Regions from separate parts of the Mus musculus genome. Here all the other regions are linked to region 1. A link is a loop called in an ENCODE intact Hi-C map of the cell type or tissue named here. Cell type or tissue: left cerebral cortex. All regions are shown on one strand. Each heading gives the region's core, and the rest is flanking DNA. Links, peaks and the distances in the headings are about the cores only. Region 1 has its middle 18 kb from the start of Tmprss13. Region 2 overlaps BC049352 (cDNA sequence BC049352). Region 3 has its middle 6.8 kb from the start of Fxyd2. Region 4 overlaps Fxyd6 (FXYD domain-containing ion transport regulator 6).

The links. Hi-C counts contacts between places; a loop is a spot of excess contacts. Peaks named below come from ENCODE experiments on the same cell type or tissue, not always from the same donor. Only the 100,000 strongest peaks of a DNase experiment are listed, where the experiment ranks them.
Region 2: a loop joins it to region 1, with 5 times the contacts of the local background. A loop is called at or near these places in 26 of 42 quality-filtered maps.
Region 3: a loop joins it to region 1, with 5 times the contacts of the local background. A loop is called at or near these places in 24 of 42 quality-filtered maps.
Region 4: it touches region 1 in a loop (5-fold over the local background); 36 of 42 quality-filtered maps call a loop at or near these places.

Annotation. Positions count from the first base shown.
Region 1 is chr9:45,298,387-45,302,982 of GRCm38, reverse strand. No RefSeq gene overlaps it. Among named protein-coding and RNA genes, the nearest start is that of Tmprss13, 18 kb to the left of the region's middle. In left cerebral cortex, for the core only: CTCF peaks have their summits at 2,425 (motif pointing left) and 3,178 (motif pointing left); DNase peaks (open chromatin) are centred at 2,391, 3,182 and 3,517; H3K4me3 peaks cover 485 bases; H3K27ac peaks cover 516 bases.
Region 2 is chr9:45,219,503-45,224,098 of GRCm38, reverse strand. All of the region lies in intron 1 of BC049352 (cDNA sequence BC049352), which reads right to left. Among named protein-coding and RNA genes, the nearest start is that of Tmprss4, 18 kb to the right of the region's middle. In left cerebral cortex, for the core only: a CTCF peak has its summit at 2,346 (motif pointing left); a DNase peak (open chromatin) is centred at 2,349.
Region 3 is chr9:45,410,620-45,415,215 of GRCm38, reverse strand. No RefSeq gene overlaps it. Among named protein-coding and RNA genes, the nearest start is that of Fxyd2, 6.8 kb to the right of the region's middle. In left cerebral cortex, for the core only: CTCF peaks have their summits at 1,296 (motif pointing right), 2,710 and 3,272; DNase peaks (open chromatin) are centred at 1,293, 2,714 and 3,256.
Region 4 is chr9:45,386,669-45,391,264 of GRCm38, reverse strand. It overlaps Fxyd6 (FXYD domain-containing ion transport regulator 6), which reads right to left. Exons shown (of 8, transcript NM_022004.6): 2 at 1,218-1,277; 3 at 593-631; 4 at 414-488. The coding sequence starts at 1,272. Among named protein-coding and RNA genes, the nearest start is that of Fxyd2, 17 kb to the left of the region's middle. In left cerebral cortex, for the core only: a CTCF peak has its summit at 2,469 (motif pointing right); a DNase peak (open chromatin) is centred at 2,487.

The sequences.
Region 1 (4,596 bases), core at 272-4,271:
GTCTCAAAAAAACTCAGAAGAACTCACTAGAAGATGGTGCTTTCAATGCTGACACGGGGACAGTCCCAGGAACTGGGACAAGTTGTTCATCTCATATGTCTTTTCCCACTTAAGATGGCGGAATGCATGAACGGTGAGTTGTGGACTACAAGTTGAGTGTCTGGCTGTTAAATACTTAGCATGTAGATCTTTTCTGTCTAGCTGCCCTCTGGACAGGACATCTTCAAAGATCAGTTACAAGGAGGTTTGTCAGTTTGCTCCTCCAGGGACATAGATCAGTGTGGCAACAGGTGGGCTCCATTGAGGCCATATATGGCTTGGCACAGACACCTGTTTCTATACAATTTCCGAGTTCTGTGGGGTCGAAGGGGGCCCTGTCCTGTCTAAATCTTCCTACAACACGCCTTCATGTGGCAGATGCCTCTCCCGTGAAGCACTTACCATAGCCACAACTATGTACTTCACGGTATGTGGTAATTTCGAGACAGAGTCATGTAGCTCAGACTGTCTCTAACTACATAGCTAAGGACGACCAAAGCCTCAGCAAGGACAGAGGCCAGGTCCACTTTAGCTTTCCTTATTGAATCTCATTATCAGGTTTTTGGTTTTTTTTTTGTTTTTTGTTTTTGTTTTTGTTTTTGTTTTTGTTTTGTTTTTTTTTTTTTGTTTTTTGTTTTTTTTTTCAAGACAGGGTTTCTCTGTATAGCCCTGGCTGTCCTGAAATTCATTTGGTAGACCAGGCTGACCTCGAACTCAGAAATCCGCCTGTCTCTGCCTCATTATCCGTTTTAATAGTAAAGTAAGCCCAAAAGATGGCATCGGATTGGTAAAGGATGAGATCTCCAGCCTCAAACTTAGGAAGCTGCCTGTACAGACGGCTGGGCTTGAGCAAGCCTTGTATCCGGGTATTTTTGGTAACCACCTCCTCCTTCCCCCTCTGGCCCTGGTCAGCTATCAGCATGCACATTCACACCGCCTACCCTCGCCTTGAACTGGAAAGTACACAATGGGGTACAGTGGCATGGCCCCTGTTAGCATTCCTTCTAGGCTCCGCCCAACAGTTACCTAGCAACAGCCAGGTAGGCCTGGCTTGTTCTTAAAGACTTTGTTTGGTCGCTCCTTGCTCACTCTGCCCCCACCCCTGACTCTCTTCTCTCGCTGACCCCTTTCTCCTTCTCCCTCTACCCCCTGTCTTTCTCTGTCTCTACTCCCTTCCCAACCCCCCTTCCCACGCATAAATAAACTCTGTCCACACTATACCTGTCCTATGGCTGGTACCTCAGAGAGAAGGGATGTCACAGCACAGGCCCACCAAGGCCCCCTCCCACTGTACCATACTTGGTTCTATCAAACATATCCTGGCTCTCTTTTATAAAGCACAACAGCTACTGTGTAGACAGAGGTGCAGACTCAGTGTTGCACAGATGGCAGGTATCTTGGACGTCTCAATACTGATTTTTAGGCCTTGCATTCCTCTATTACGAGACTGCAGCCCAGTAGGATATAATGATGGAGTCGTAGTCCAGTAGGACCCAAACTGCTCTGTTAGCAATGGGGGTGGTAAAGGCCTTGCTATGGGGATTCTCTGTACCACTTCCTGCCTAAGATATGATGCTGGGAGTAGAGCTGCTGAGTACCCTCACAGCCAGCCCAGGCACCTCCCCTCCCTGCTCCAGTGACCTTTGTCATCGTTAATATCTATGATGTGTAGGACTTGCTAGGCAAGTAACTACCTCATTGGCGATGGCCTATGGTTTCTTCTTCCTCCACCTCCTCCTCCTCTTCTTCCTCTTCCTCCTCCATCCTCTGCTTCTTCCTCCTCCCCCTTTATTATCACCACCATCATCATCAGATCTTTACCAAACAGGCCAGTGGTCCAGATATTATGCTGAGTGTTGGGGAGGGATGTTCATGAGATAAAAGTGATTAATGAGATATGACCAGCACATGCTACATTCCACAGTCAGGGAGATAAGATATGGACTCAGTCTGTAGGGCAGTGTGTCATAAATGCCAGGCACAGGGTGAAGTTGACTAGTGATGCCTGGTTTCAGAGGAGAGAGAGCATGCGCTAGAACTGTGAGCGAGGCTGGGCTGGGCTGGCTTAGAGTGTTTTCCACTCTGTCATCCATTTACTTCACGTTGTTCCGTGCAGGGATCAGTCAGATGCTCTCACGACATTGCCCAGATACAAAAGAACCCGGACTGGACTGATGATGAGTGAAGAGTGGGTACTCCGTGAATGAAATGAGAAGCCCACTTCCTCTGCACCCAGTGCCTGATGTAACGTCGTGCAGCCTGGGTCGCAAGCGGAAGAACCCCACCTGCTGAAGTCATCCCTGCTGAGTCATTTCCGGGGAAGTGACTTGGAGAATCTGCACGCTCGCGTGAATGTCCTGCCTTCCAGTTTCTGTCTTCGGGCGCCACCTAGTGACAGCATTCGGAAAAGCTCTCTGCTCCTTCCACCTCCTGGCTACCCCCAGTACCGGTTTTCCTCAGTTGCCTCATACCCTGTAGCTCCCAGTACGAGACACCCCTCTTCCCAGTCCACTTCCTCTATAATTTTCTCACTTTGACCTTTTCCCTGAGCATCCTCTTGAAGAAACATCATCTTGTCATCTTCACGGACTTTTCGGAGTTCTCTAAGGGATCCTTTCTAAATTAATTCAGTGCTTTGCCAGTGAGGTGTTGGGGAAGCCGATGCCACTCTTCAGGTCCCTGAGACTTAATGCTTCCCAATGTTGCCTCTAGATCTGCATCCTCTTCATGTGTCCCCCTTTTCTGTACCACTTGGTATACCACACTAGACCAAATTAGAGTGTCCTGGTGGCACATATCTGTTTGGGTGTCCTGGGGTATGCAGATTGGCAAGAGCCATGCTCTCAGGAGATGTGACAGAGGGAGGCAGGTGAGGACTCACAAATTAACTAATGGATGTAACAATGAATGATCCAGAGGAAACAAAGTGGTTAGCTGAAAGTAGAAGAATCTATGTGGTGATGGGAATGGTAAGAAGGTTTCAGAGGAAGACAACAAAGAGGGGGCTGGAGAGATGGCTTAGTGCTCAAGAGCACTTGTTCTTACAGAAGACCCAGGTTCCATTCCCAGCAGCCATACGGTGGCCCACAACTGTTCATAACTCCAGTTCCAGGAGCTCTGGCACCCTCTTGTGGCCTCTGTGGGCATTACGCCCACTAGACATACATGCAGGCCAGGCACTCATACACTTAGAAAAACAAACCAATGAGAACAGTGAGGACGGAGGGGGAAGAAGTGAACAGTGAGTCCCTTTGGGGTTGATGCGCTACCATGAGACCCTTGGGGCAAGGTGGTCAACATGACTTTAAAGGTAGCAATGTCCTTGTGTATGCTGGAGTGTAGGTCCCCGAGACAGGCACGCTGGCTTCTCCTTGGACCTTCGTTTTCAGTGGATTGATTACATACATAAGGGAGTTTTTACTCTTTCACTTGGCTTCTCTGTTGGTTTGGGTGGGAATCAAAGAGAGAACTGAGAGTGGCACCCAGAGACCGGAGCAGAGAGCAGCTGTTTGAAAACAGAAGTGCAGAGTGAACTCACACAGGGCTCCCTTGGAAGTCCCTCCGGAGAAGACTCAGATGACATCACCTCCGGGGCCGAGCTGAGCTCATCTCCTGGGACTCTCAAAGAGCAGGGACTGCTACCAAAAGATGGGGGGGGGTCACAGTCCTGTCACAGTCTCTACCCCAAGAAGACAATAGATAAATAGATCTACCCAACCAGACCAATAGAGAGAACCAGAAAGGAGATTTGCTCATTGTGGTCACATTGGGAAGAGGCAGATCCAGTGACCACTTCAAGTCCATCTCAGAACCCTAAAGTGAAATTGAAATTTAAACAGAGGGCTAGGAACTTGCATATCTAAGCAGTCCTGGTCAGAACGCCCACTGATCCATTATTGTCTGGGCTTCATTCCGTTTCATGAGGTGATCTGAGAAGCTGTGAGTGTCTTTCTGGGAAACAAGTACTCTCTCACTCCCAGCCAGTTTGATAGTCAGGTCAGGAGATACCTAGTTCTTCCAGGCCTGTTACTGGAGAATGGCTGATTTCTTGGATTAACCTTCAGTGCACTCACTGTGCCCTTTAGGATTGGCCTTTGGGTATCTCAGGCTGCCCTGGACCCCAGGTATCACTGTGATGCCCTCTTGATAGTTGAGAGAGGCTAGAAGATACCCAGTAACTTGCTGAAGATCAGAGGGTTCTGAAGAGGGCGAGGAGGGTTTGACTCTGCGCTGGCACCTGAACCACACGTGAAACACTTGGGTGAATTTTAAGGTGGATGCTTGTCCAACCCCCGATGCCAACATCCAGGTGTGAATGGAAAATACTTCCTTGTTTCTTTCAATTCCCATCATAGCTATTCCTGTGTTGAAAACAGAAAGAAACCTGACAGCATAAACCGATGGTTCTCTATTAAAGGGGCTCTGGTCAGTTTCTGGAGACAGTTTTGATTGACATGAATATGAGGCTCAAGGGGGCACTGGCACCAAGTATTGGAGGTAAAACGTTTATTAGAAGAATTATTAACTCCTTGGAGAGACAGACGGGCAACAGCATTA
Region 2 (4,596 bases), core at 153-4,152, 79 kb after region 1:
GCCCCAGCCAAGCATTCGTTTCAAAGCCAATCCTACACCTATGGGAAGACATTAGAGTCTAGCTGCTCACTGGGATATAAAGCATGAAAGTGGCTGGAAGATGGGGAAATTCTAATCACCTATGTGTTACTGTGAATGTTAACAGGAAGTCTTGGCCAGATTCAAGTTCCCTTGACCAACGAAGGTTGCCCTCTGCCCGAACTCCATGTGAAAAGTCATTGCCACCCACCTCCCATCATCCCTCTGTCCCTCTTCATCTAGAGAGCATTCCAGATACCAAATTCCAGAGTCCTTCCTTCTACAGCTACTCCAGGTTCTAAGAAACTCAGGCAGGAAGACAAATGGGAGTGGTGGGGGATGGGGGGTGGAGCCAAACTGGCAAGAAAGGAGGCTAAAGGCAGGCCGGAGCTCCTAAAGGCAGCCAGGAAAGTGTGCAGGTTGTGCCTCAGATGCTGAGCAAGGTTCAACATGAGCTAAGCTAGGCTGCAGGCCCTTCACTCTCATGGACATTTTAAGCTCCTAGATATAATTATATATTTATTCTTGTTCTAAGAGAGCCTCTAACGACTGGGTAAATATGATGAACATTTGTCATCTCAGCATTCTGGAGGCAGGAAACAGGAAGATCTTGAGTCTAAGATCAGCCCAGGCTACATGGTGAGTTTCCAGGCCAGCCTGAACTATAAGACCAATTTCTATCTCAAAAATGTAACCGCTGGGGCTGGAGAGACAGTCCAGTCGTCAAGAGCGCTTGTTGCTTTTGAGGAAAACCTAGGTTTGGCTTCCAGCACCCGCATGGCGGCTTTACCAACACTCACAGCTCTAGTTTCAGGGGATCTGATGCCCCCGTTGACCTCCTTTGGTAGCATACACATGTGGCACACATAGATGGAGCTAACATACAGAACACACACACATACACAAAATACAAATGCATAAATCTTACATTTTTAAACAACTTTTTAAAATTCCAAATCACAGAGGCCTCAGGAAATCTGGATCGATGTCCCCTCTACACCTCTAGGCAAAAACAACCATCTCTCCCTGTGACGGTTAGCAACATTTGCCGATCTCACGTGATCCAGAATCATCTGTTAGACACACAAATGTACATCGGGTTGATTGCTATAGGAAGACCCTGAATGTGGCCAACGCATTCCACGGGATGGGTTCCTAGATTGAATACAGAGAGAAAAGAGGGCTGGGAGACGGCTCAGTGGGAGAGATGTTTCCTGTGCAAACTTGGGGACATGAATTCAGATCCTCAGCATCCAGGGAAAATAAGGAAGAAGCAATAGAGGGAGATGCGAGCACACACGCGCGCGTGCGCACACACACACACACACACACACAAATACACACACACACACACACACACGCACTCTAAACACCAACATCTCCCCCCCGTGGATCTTGACTGCAGATGTAATGTGACCAGGCTTCTCACCGTTCTCGCTACCATGACTCCTCCACCAACTATGGCTTCTCAAACCATGAACCAGAATAAAGGTTTCCTTCCTTAAAAGGAAAGGCCTTGGTCTTTCCTCAACTGTGTCTGCTGTCACAACTAGAAAGGTAATATACTCTCTCACCCTATAACCCTCTACCCTGCAGCCTCATCCCACAAACACTGCCTGGCACTGTCCTGTCATACCCAAGAGGACGGGCCAACTAGGCTCCTACTTCAAGGCCATGGCCTAGGGTATGGTCCTACCTGTGCTCTTGTAACCTCCCCTCTAGTTTCCCACTGGCCTTTCAGGGCCCCCAGCACATCCTGCATTCAGCAGGAAGCCATCACTCAAGTTCCAGAGTCAACAGTGCCATATTCAGCAGCCCCCTGTCACACACAGATGCTGTACCTGGAACTGCGGGTTTGGGACCCACCTGCCTTCTCTGGAGATGGATTTACCCATGTCTGTGTGCCCAGAGCCTGTCTCTCCAGCTCAAGGCAGAACCCACTCGGGTTCAGGGCAAATGTTTCTTGGATGCAGTAAATGCCCAAGCAGGGCTAATTCTGGAGACAGTGACTGAAAAGTACAGAGGGCAGTCCTGAGATCACATCACAGTGGCTGTCATACTGTAGCCATACTGTCTCTGGTTGGAAGAAGATACTGTGCTTGACCTGATCTGGGCAATTCACGTTCCTTCTTGAAGGCAATGCTTTCTCTCTACTTTCTATGGTTGCCCTCTGCCCCATAACATATACACAGCCATTTCCTTCTGTCTCCCTTGGCTCTTGAAGGAACATGAGCCACGTTCTCACTGCAAATATCTCACTGTAAAAATCTTACAAACTTTCACACCACAGCACGGAAGAACACATTCCTGTGAGCCGTGCGCCCCCTAGTGGCAGAAATGGTTCCTTTTCCAACAAGGGAAGGGCTCTTGGAAGGCTAAATGGTAGAACCGCTTATGTAATTGCCTCTTCAGGCCAGTCCTAGCTTGTTGTGTGTTTATTCAATTGTCATACACTGTTGTTTTGCCAGACAGACAAGAAAAGGAGGCCCAAGAGTCACTACAGATCTCTGGTAGAGAAGACAAACAAAGGGAGAGTCTCTTCCAGAGAAGTGTGACACACCACTTAAGTTAAAGGGAGTCTGAGAACGCTGCAAGAACCCTGATTTGGGGGTACCACTGAGAGGACTCCCTGGGATCACATGACACTATTGCTATGCTCACATCCATGTAACTGGGTAACAGTTCAGCTTCCACACGCGGGGCCCGCTGTGGTGGGAGGTAATTGTTCCAGAGTCAGAGTGTTGTGGTTCAACTGTGATAAGACACTTTGCAAGAAAATGGTGGAGTTTCTCCAGGGGCCTAGAAACCAAACCAGGAAGGGGCTGAAGTTAAGAGACCAGAGGAGTCAGGAGACCCAGTTCCTTCAGAGGAGAAAATATAGTTGTAACAAACGACGAGACCAGAAAGGAGAAGAAATGGACGACAGACCACTGAGCATTGAGTTTTGCGAAGCCATGAGGCCATTTTGTGAAATTAAATGCAAATTTTTAAAAAAATCAATAGCTATACTCAGCATCAATTCACCTACATTCATAATTTGATAACTGGCTCCAGAATCAGGCTAACCACAGGCATGAGAGTAAACTCTGTTGGCGCCAAGGAAGTAGGGCAGCTAACTGTTCTACATAAGTAGAACGTGTCCTACAGTCATTTAAAAGAATTTCCAGGCTTGGGGGGCTGAGGCAGGAGAATTACAAGTGAAGGATCTGCCTTGGGTATCTCAATAAGACCCTGTCGAGAAATAGAAAACAAAACAACAACAAACAAAAACAAACAGACAAACAAAAGACTGTAGCTCAGTGGTAGGGAGTTTGTCTTGAGAGGCCTCTCAAGTATGTGGGGCAGCTACTCTGTTGTGGGACTATTCTGTTGAAGCAGGAAGTTACTGTCCATAGCACATTTTTGGCTCCTACTCAGCCCTGGAGACTTCCTGTAGCCCCAAGGTGATCCCATACCCCTTGTGCCAGTTCTGCCCCACCTTGTATTGAGGTTTCTCCTCTAAAGCAATATCAACTCTGGTATTCACCCCAGGGCCAGGTGTATGGGAGAGTCCTGGGTTGGGATGGGTCCTGGGTGGAGTGGGCGTAGGCAGATCTGGATAGTCAGGTGGCCAAAGCATAGATACACAAGAAATTCTGGAGTTCTGGATAGGAGGGGCCCAGCGAGGGAAGAGGACTGTGCCAGGGGCTGGACTTGGCACACCTAGTCAGAAACACACTTTATGAACATTTGTTCACTCAGAGTGTGAGGAAACATGGGGTGAGTGCCTCTCTCCTGGAGTAAGGGCAGAGCAAATAAAGGGTATGCATGCATGGCAGAGTACATGGGCCCACCTGGAACTCCAGGGATAGACACTAAATATGTCCTCCTGTTAGGGTAGCCTGTAGGGACCAGGAAGAAATGAGGGGAAGGTTCAGCAGGTGAGTGTGCTTGCAACCAAGCCCAAAGACCTGAGTTTGATCCCCAGAACCAACATGGCAGAAGGAGAAAACCAACTTCTACAAGTTGTCTTCTGACCTACACATAAACACACACACACACACACACACACACACACACACACACACACACACACACTTCAGAAAATGGTTGGTGCCGTCTCCTTGCCAAATGGAAACCAGCACTCTCTGAACCCCTTTGCTTTCTTGGCCCTCAGTTAGAGCCCACTGCTTAAGAGGGAAGCCAGAGTGAGCCACAAAGGGGCAAGAAAGGCAAGTTACAGTCAGGCTGGGAAAGATAGCAGGTCCGGGACAGAGCAGGATGAGACCCACCCCAGGCCAAGTATTATCTGGGTTTGCCCAGGGCTGATGTATGTCATGCAGTCTCACTGAATCAACCGGCACTAGTAAACTCTTCTTTGGTCCAGTGTGAGGATCTGTAAAAGCCAGCATGGGTAACTAAAATGACTTTCAAAATCCTACCATCCTACAAAGACTGCCTAGCCCAAGACAGGTGTGGGACTTCTTATGCCCAATAAATACAATTCTCCTGCACCAGGCCAATGTGAAGTAAGGTGAGAGGGTCACATTTGGAAAGAATGCTATCCTGTGTGACCTGATGCTTGTAAAGTGGGTGTCA
Region 3 (4,596 bases), core at 340-4,339, 110 kb before region 1:
CTGAGGGAGTGACACTATTAGGAGGTACGGCCTTGTTGGAGTCGTTTTGGCCTTGTTGGAGTGGGTATGGCTTTGTTGGAGTGGTTTTGGCCTTGTTAGAGGAAGTGTGTCACTTTAGGGATGAACAATGAGACCCTCCTCCTTACCACGTGGGAGCCAGTCTTCTCCTAGTAGCCTTCAGATGAAGATGTAGAACTCTCAGCTGCACCATGCCTGCCTGGATGCTGCCATGCTCCCACCTTGGTGATACTGGACTGAACCTCTGAATCTGTAAGTCAGTACCAATTAAACGTTGTCCTTATAAGAGTTGCCTTGGTCATGGTGTCTGTTCACAGCAGTAAAACCCTAACTGAGACAGACTAGTTGGACCACAGATCACCCCCCTCCTCCTCAAGGGAAGAAACTAAGGGCTCTGGCTGAGCGGCCAGAGACCCAACGAGTGAAGACATCTCCCCTATACCTTAGCTCAGTCTATCCCTGGGACCTGGCTATCTTGAAGGTGGGCTCATAGGGCACTGCCTCTTTGTCATCTCTGGACATCATGGTATCCTGAGAAGAGGGGCCGAGACAGAACGCTCCCAAATGATTAAGGGGAGGGGTCCAGGAAAGCTGGTAGTCTTGACTCTTAACTTGGAAATAATGCCTATCGCAGAGTCACTGGCCCAGGGTTTCAGTGGGTTTTGCTGGTTCCCAAGTGTCTTAGTTAGAATTTCTTTCTATTGTTGTGACAAAACACCATGACTAAAAAGCAAGTTGGGCAGGAAAGGGTTTATTTAACTTACACTTCCATATTGCTGTTCATCACTGAAGGAACTCAGATAGGGGACAAACCCAGGTGCAGGAGCTGATGCAAAGGCCATAGAGGGGTTCTGATTAATGGCCTGCTCCCCATGGCTTGCTCAGTCTGCTCTTATAGAACCCAGGACCACCAGCCCAGAATGACACCACCCACCATAGGCTGGGCCATCCCCACTGATCACTAATTGAGAAAATGCCTTACAGCTGGATATCACGGAGGCATTTCCTAACTAAGGCTCCTTTCTCTGCAATGACTCTAGCTTGTGTCACGTTGACACAAAACCAGCCAACACACCAAGACTCAGAGGATGAGCTGAAGGCTAATACTGGGAAAGGCCTCAAAGACACCCCACCTCAGTGAGCCTACACACCACCGACTCTGCCCCAGACCCCATGCCTGCACAGCCCTCCTTACCCCTATGCCTTCCTCTAAAGCAGCCAGTGTGGTCACTCAACTATTGTTTACTGAGTACATCCTCTGCTGGATCTGGGATGGCCACTAGGGGGCGTGCATGAACTTAGAGGTATGATTCCCATCCTGGACTAGCTAATCCGCTGGGGTCTGGAGTGAGAGTATATTCTGATCTAAGAAAGTATGTCAGGGTAGCAGGAAGGACCCCAGAACAGCCGAGGTCCATTCTGCACCCCCTGTTCCTGCTCATGTCTCCTGAGTGGCTGTCTGAGGGTTCAGGCCTCTCCTGAATAACTTTATTAACTTGATAGTGAATGTTTGGTTTGCAGACAAGAGACCTGAGCTGTTGTTTACTGCAGAGCAGGAATGCTGAGGTCCAGAAGTTTCTGTGTGAGTGCAGACTTGGTTATTGATTGACAGGACTTTCTGGGAGGTTGGGGGGGTGGTAACAGAGAATTCACCATGCTCCATATGATCTTCTTCCTCTACTTCTCCAGGTGCCTTGTGGCAGCCTTTCTCACGTACCAAGCTCCTGTGCTCATGTGGCTGTGTGCATCTAGTTGTGCATTAAGAACACTAACTACCCTGGGCCAGGGAGAGGACTTACTCTAGCTCCCACGTCCCCTTCAGAACCACTGCCCCTTGACTTTTAGACTGGACCTTAGAATTTTCATCTCCTGCTTTGTTTCCCCAAAAGCCAAGTCTGGAGACAGACAGGGACCTTTCCAAGGTCACACAGCAGGCTTGGGGATAACACTGGTAGGAAGGCCAGTTTCTGTTTTCAGGGCATCATTGGTGGCCTGTGGGGCTGCAGCAGCTGTTCTGATCCACCAGCTGCTGCCTGGCTGGGGACTTCCTACCCTCCTCCATCTCCTGCCTGGCTCACCTGGGCATTCCTCCCTGTGACACCAAGACACTCTTCCAGGAAGCCACCGTGAGGAGTTCTCAAAACAGAGGACCAGGTTTAAAGATGTAAGGACAGACAACAGCACTGTGGGATTATGGGACACACTGGGCAGCTCAGCAGGCTTGGAGAAACAAAGCTGCCAAACGGGGCTTTAAGAGTGGCTCTAGCCCCTGACTCCCAGACATGAGGCCCATGACAACTGAGGACCGCCCCCCTCATACACACACACACACACACACACCCTAACCTATGTCCTGCTGCCATCCCCCTTGTCCCTCCAGTGTCTTAATGAAAGCCTGGGCACTAAAGTTCCAAATTCTAAGTAGAAGTTCTTCCCAGCCCCTCAGCTATCCAACTGTAAGAACACAAAGCACTCCCAGTTCCTTGTGCAGCCTGAGACGGAGGGGACTGGAGTCCCCAGAATCTTCTCCCTTGCAGCCTCAGTGTTGCTCTCCTATCACACTTGACTGTGGAGGTTAAGTCGCTGACTCCGAGGCCCAAACTGATCCAGATTGGGACAGCAGCTATGGGATTCACCAGGCGGGGCTTCTAACCCGTATTGACCATCCAACTGCAGTTCCGAGCTTGGCCACCTGGGGTGCTCGTCTGCAGAGAAGCCATTCACGTCCCTGCAGGGGTACTAGTAGATCCCTGAGCAAGGTACTAGGGGAGGAGGAACTCCGTCCTCCCTCTGCCCTGATACCCTCGTTTTTCTGTGGGCAGGGCCAGCAGAGCTACTCAAAGTAAGTCTTTTGGGACACCCACTTCCTCACTGAACCAGTAACCGCTGAGGTGAGGTGAGAGTGATCCCCAAAAGTGCCAAAGTTTTTAGAAAAGTTGGAGAGCCGCGCAAGGAGTCCTCACACTCCAGGTGAGCCAGCCTTGGTCCCAGCTTCTAAAAGGGAAGCCAGGTCCAGACAAGACAGGGCCCCACCCAGACAGACCACTCATCCCAAGATGGAGTCATTGCCCTTACCCTGGGTGCCCCATACTTGGGTAATTGTGAGTTTGGAAGGGAGAATCTGGATATTCGGGATAGGATCATGATGATAACTCGAGCTGTGGGGTCTAAAGCTTCGTGGAAAGGAGCGGTTCAGGAGATCAGCTGTAATTTCAGGTGACTTTGAGTAAGTCGTGGGCTCCCTCTGGTAGTAATAGAAGGAACTGCAACCTAAGACAGCTAGGCTCCTACAGCTCTGTATAAGCGAAGCAACACTTCGAAGACTTGATTTGTATTCTGTAGTTTAGGACAGCTTGGATGTGTAGAAAACCTCAGAGTGACAGGCACCTTCAGTAACTCTCAGCAGAGGAACTTCCTGGATAGTGAAGGGAGATGTCTGGGTCCAGGAGCAGGTCACAGAATCAGAATGTCCGTGGAGCAGTCTCAGCCCAGGTCTGGCTCACTGAGCCTCAGCCCGGGGGGGGGGGGGGGGTGGCAGAGGGCATGGGGATAGGAGGAAGGCTTACCAGTAATCTCATGTTTGTACCTAGATCTACCTACTCAACAAATGGTTAGGCCCAGGTCAGGCAAAGTCCCTAAAGTCTACCTCAAGTGTACCAGTCTGGCCACTTAGAGAACAGAGCAGAAGACGTGGTAGCAGACAGAAGTGACTCACCAAAGACCATTTAAGTGATGGGCTGGTGTATAGAACATTCTGGAAACATGACTCCTTCCATATGGCTCCCACTTCTCTCTAGTGGACCACAGACCTTGAATAATACCTCTTCCCATTTGCCTTGCCCCAGGCATCCAGAAACCCTGAAGAGTTTGTCTCCTCCCCGGTCCTACCTCTGGTCAGACTGGCTCCACCCCAGCTCATTCCTCCCATCCTCCAGGAGGAGCTCAGAACAGCAGTTCTGACCTCTGTTTCAGGGTATGAGGTCATACTTTGTCAGTGGTGTGATACTGAGCATAGTACCCAGACTTTACCTGTGTGCCTCAGCTGACACATGCCCTTCCACCGCAGGCTCCTCTCATCTCCCAGCCCTGACAGAAAAGGCAAGCAGATTGCCACCACTACCTTTCAACATCCCCTTCTATACAATGGCAACAGTCTCTCAAAGGAGTGCCTGCGATCACTTATGGAAGGGTGGGTGGAAGGGTGGGCGGGTGGGCTTCAGAGCCTGGGGCAGTGGGTTAGGACAGAAGGCTTAAGTACCAAGTGAATTGGCCTGTCCACCCTGACTGTGTAGTTCACCCTAACTCAGCCTGTTCCTTTCAGAACAGGGCTCTGCTCAGATACTCAGAGATGTAGCTAAGGAGGCCTGTCACCAGATGGTGCCAGCATCCAGCCAGCCCTCCAGTCTCCTTAGAGATTCCATGGGAATGGAGGGAGAGGGAGTTGAACCTCTGTGAATCTCTGCCCAGATGGATGGAGCTGAAGCATGCAGTAACAGGGGACTCGCTCTCACCTTTACTCCTGACCTAGGGGCAAAGCAAGCCAACATCCAAATAGATGGGCAGGGGTGGGCCCAGCTG
Region 4 (4,596 bases), core at 210-4,209, 88 kb before region 1:
ACAGACCAAGCTAGTTCACTGCCTTCCCACTATGATGAACTTTGCCCTTTCATACCACAAACAAAAAAAAAACAAACAAAAAAAAAAAACACAACGCCACAGCTCGTGTAGGGGAAATGCACAGGGACACATCTCTAGGAGCACGGCGAGAACAGCATCTGACTCCTGGGATGGCCAGCCCCCTGCCCTATGGATGCAGTCTGTGGTTCTTGGCTATGTCTGTTCTCACTTACATTCTCTGGCCATGCCTTCCTTGTTTTCCTGAGCACGTACTACATGGCCAGCCCTGTATTGATCCTGGAGATACTGTGGAGAGGCAAGACTGTGCCTTCTCCTGTCCCACAGACAAAATGGCTAGGCTTGTATACTGTCCCCATCTGTCTAGCAGCCGTAGAGAGAAAGGACACACTTACTGAGGATGAGAAGTATCCCAACGGAGAAGAGGACCACAGCAAACACCAACCCCCCAATCCTCAGGGTCTGGTAGTCTGCAAAGGGAGGAGAAGTGAGAGGTGGGAGAGAGGCGGGGCCAGGAGGTCACGCCGGCCCCTCCTGGATGGGACCACCCCCCAGGGCTGCTGAGCTCACTCACCGTAATAGAAAGGATCCTTTTCTTTCTCCTTCTCAGCTGCTGGGAAAGATGTGACATGGTCAAGAGGAAGACAGCCATACTTCCTGTGACTTCTCACCTGCCCCATAACCTCTAGTCCCCACCAAAGAGTCCTTGTGAAGGGGGTTCACTGGGCAGAGATACTGGAGATCATGGAAGATGGGCTAGCTGGGCTTGGGGGTCCTCGCCTGAATTAGAGTCTTTGGGGTCCCGGGCTCACATTATGTCTTTCATTTCCTCCAAAAGACCAGGTCTATTATCATCTAGTGACAAAGGGGGAAACTGAGACCAAGGGGTGGGGGAGGCTCGTGACCTGCATATAAAGTCAGGATGGATTAATTACAGTCTAGGCTACAATTCCACAGGAGCCCAAGGTACCTGGAGAGATTAACAGAAGGATTGCTGAACCCTTGTGGGAAACAGTGGGAGAAGGGCGTGCAGGGGGGCCCTGAACTAGGATCTGTTTTCCTCTGCTGACAGTAAGAGCCCGTGACCAGATGTAAAGTGGCCTAAGATCTCAACCCTAATGTCTGAATGGGCCAGAATCTTCTGCTGGAAAGGGCTATGTCTGCCAGTTTGGCACAGCAAGGCCCTAAAGGATTCTTACCACTCGCCAGGACCACAGGGGCCAGCAAGCTGCAGAGGACCAGCACCGTCTCCATGGTGTCTGGGGGTAAAGAAGCAAGACATTACTCCAGGGACAGAAGACCTTCCTCGGTAAGCCGTCACCCTGACAGGGCCTCGTCCTAGCCTGAGCTGTATGGGGAGCTTGTGTGACCTGAGGCCACTTCAAATCTCCGGGACCAATGCCACCTTATCAGGCTCTCATCAGACTCTCAGAGAGCTCTGTGTGGCCAATACTATTAACCCAGATGAGTCAGGACACTTAACAGGCACTGTGCTAGGTCCACACTGCAGGCCTGGAACCAGAAACTTGCTGATAATTATCGCCCTTCATAGGGGGAGCGGTAGGGCCCAGGTCAGATGACGGCTCAGGGACTCATTAGCGTGGGGCTTCTGGGCTGAAGCCTTGCCTTCCCAAGGGCTTTGGAGATGTCTCACCAGTGTCCTCCTTCCGGGCCAACTTCTGCCTCATTAAGATGTGGGGCCCTGGGCCCAGCTCCCACAGTCAACAGCCCGCCAGAAAGTGTTTTTAAGATATGTTTATATTGTATGTGTGAGTGTGTGTCTATGTGTGCATGTGTGCAGGTGTCCTTGGAGGCTAGGAAGACCAGCTCACGGCATCTCCAGGAGCTGGAGTTACAGGTGGTTAAGAGCTGTCTGATATGGGTGCTGGGAACCAAATTTGAGTCCTCTGGAAGAGCAGTAAGCATTCTAAGCACTGAGCCATCTCTCCAGACCCTAGGAAGTGTTTTTCTATCAGGTGATGGGTGGAAGACTCTTTCTGTTCCCCAAACGCTATCACAAACCCTGATGCCCATATGTGATCTTAGGTGTCCTTCCTGTTGTTTCCTGTTTTCTCAGCTTTCCCTAGAGGCCCCATCTCCTAAAGGTGATAATTGTGTTAAGGTAGTCTGGATAGGGGTTTCTAAGCATCAACCCCAGTCTCTCCTCCCACGGAAGTCACTGACCCCTCTACGTGGATCTCATCAATTTCTGGTGATGAAGTGGGGGACTCTGATGGGACACACCAGGGACATGTATCAGTGGGGTTACACTTGTCACTCTCAGACTCAGAAGACTAATACAGAGTGAGAAGTGAGAAGAATGCAAATCAGGAGCGCCCAAAGCTGCTTAATCTTTTCCATGCAGGGTAAGACGGGCCACAGCTTGAACCTGTCTAGAATGGCCGGTCCCACGCTCAGTCTAACAAGTGACCCTGCTGCCATCTACCAATCAGACACCAGGGGGCAGCAGAGCTTCATCCATGACCATTTCCAGCCAGAGTCCTGTAGGTGTCAAATCATCGCCTGCTGTGTGAACATGCACCTTGCTCTTCTTAAAAACTATGCTTGACCCAGATATCCAATAACATTGCTCAGAGTGATTCTGTGCATATGTAAGTGTTTGGGTGTCTGAGCGGGCGCATGCTCTTGCATGTGGAGCCACAAGGTCCACGTCAGATGTCTTCCTCACACACTCCGTACTTTATCTTTTGAGACAGAGCCTGGAGCTGACAGATTCTGATTCAAGGAGGCCGGCGGGCTAGCTGGCTGGCTAGCTGGCAAATTCCAGCCATCCTTCAAACTCTCCATCTTCTCAATGCTGAGACCGCTGTTAGGTGCCACTCCACATAAGTTCTGGGGATCAAACTCAGGCCCTCACACTTGAGGTAAATGCCTTACTGACTGAGCCTTCTCCCCAACCCCTAATATAGCTTTAAAGAATTATAATATGTACAGGCCCCTGGACTTGCCTTAATCAACTTTGTACTGAAGATTTATCTATGCACAGCTCTGCAGTTAATTCATGTTTAACACCTGGCATTTCATTGTGAAGGCAAACTATTGTGTACTGATCCATTCTCTTGTTGATGGACATCTGGTGTCTTTAACGTGGCATTGCTAACTTTACGTGATAGGGTTATAAACACTCACACCCAGTCTCAAGAGGAACCTGTTTATATTGCAGATGCGGGGAAGGGGGGGACCACTCATTCCTGGACACCAGAAAACATAACGACCAAACGACACTTATGGTGCACGAAGTACTCTCCTGCTTAGTTTCCTTTTAAAGGGAATACGGCTTGGCCCCTTGGCCGGTCTCACCCTGCAGCCTGGAAATGGCGGCCACGAGTGAGCATGGCTCTGAGACCACGGCTTGGGTGACAAACCGTCAGTGCTGCACAGTTAATCACTCTTCACCCGGTCATTCCCCTCCTATCATCCGGCCAGCGCGATGTGATTGATCTGCCACTCCCCATCCAGATCAGTTTGGCATTAATAGATGTCCCAATTTTTGTCAATTTCGAGGCATAAAATGTAGCATTAATCTGGTCACTTAGTAATTGGGTGTTTGACATTTCTGTTTCTTCACAGGTGATAGGATGTTCTTATCTTTTTCCTGTTTCAAATCATTTTTTTCCAATCTTGACATTAAACCTCAGTTATTGAGTATTCCAATATAATATTCCAATATAATATCTCCTCTTAGCCTGTGATTTGTCTTTTTACTTAAGAACTTTTTTTTCACATTTCATTTACTCACTCTGTGTGTGTGTGTGTGTGTGTGTGTGTGTGCGCGCGCGCGCGCGCGCGCGCATGCGCCCCAGCAGGTGTGTAGAGGTCAGATGACATCTTGGGGGGGGGGTGGGAGTTCTCGCCTATCACAGGCATCATGGGAGCAAACCCCAGGGTCAGGCCTGGTGGTAGACCCTGGAGCTCCTGAGCTGTCTTGCTGGCTCTGTCTTTACTTTTAAAAATTGTCTTACAGGGCACAGAACTTCTCAGTTCTAATATGATGATCCTATGTGTCTTTTTAAAGACATTTCTTCACACAGGTAGGCCACATTAAAGGTTTGTTTGTGCTTTGTGTTTTGTTTGTGGTATTAGGTGTCTGGATCTAAGAGACCCTAAGTCAGCAACTGGAGGAGTGCCCAGAACCACAGACATGCACCATTGAGCCCAGCTACACTCAAAACTTGTATTCCACTTGGAACTGAGGTGTGAGGTAGGGGTCTGAATCTTATTTTTCTCCCATTCTGATAACCAGATGTCCCAGAACCACTTGGAACTGCCAGCCACTTCTCGTGGTGTTCCACGTCGCCACCACAAGTCTGGTTTCTGCTTGGCTGTGTGGTTATCTCCCAGCTTCCTCTTTGGGTGTATCGGCTAATTTGTCTCTATGATACTCTCCTTAACTTTCTTTTTTTTTTTTTCAAGATTTATTTATGATTATATCTAAGTACACTGTAGCTGTCTTCAGACACACCAGAAGAGGGCGTCAGATCTCATTACAGATGGTTGTGAGCCACCATGTGGTTGCTGAAATTTGAACTCAGGACCTTTGGAAAAGCAGTCAGTGCT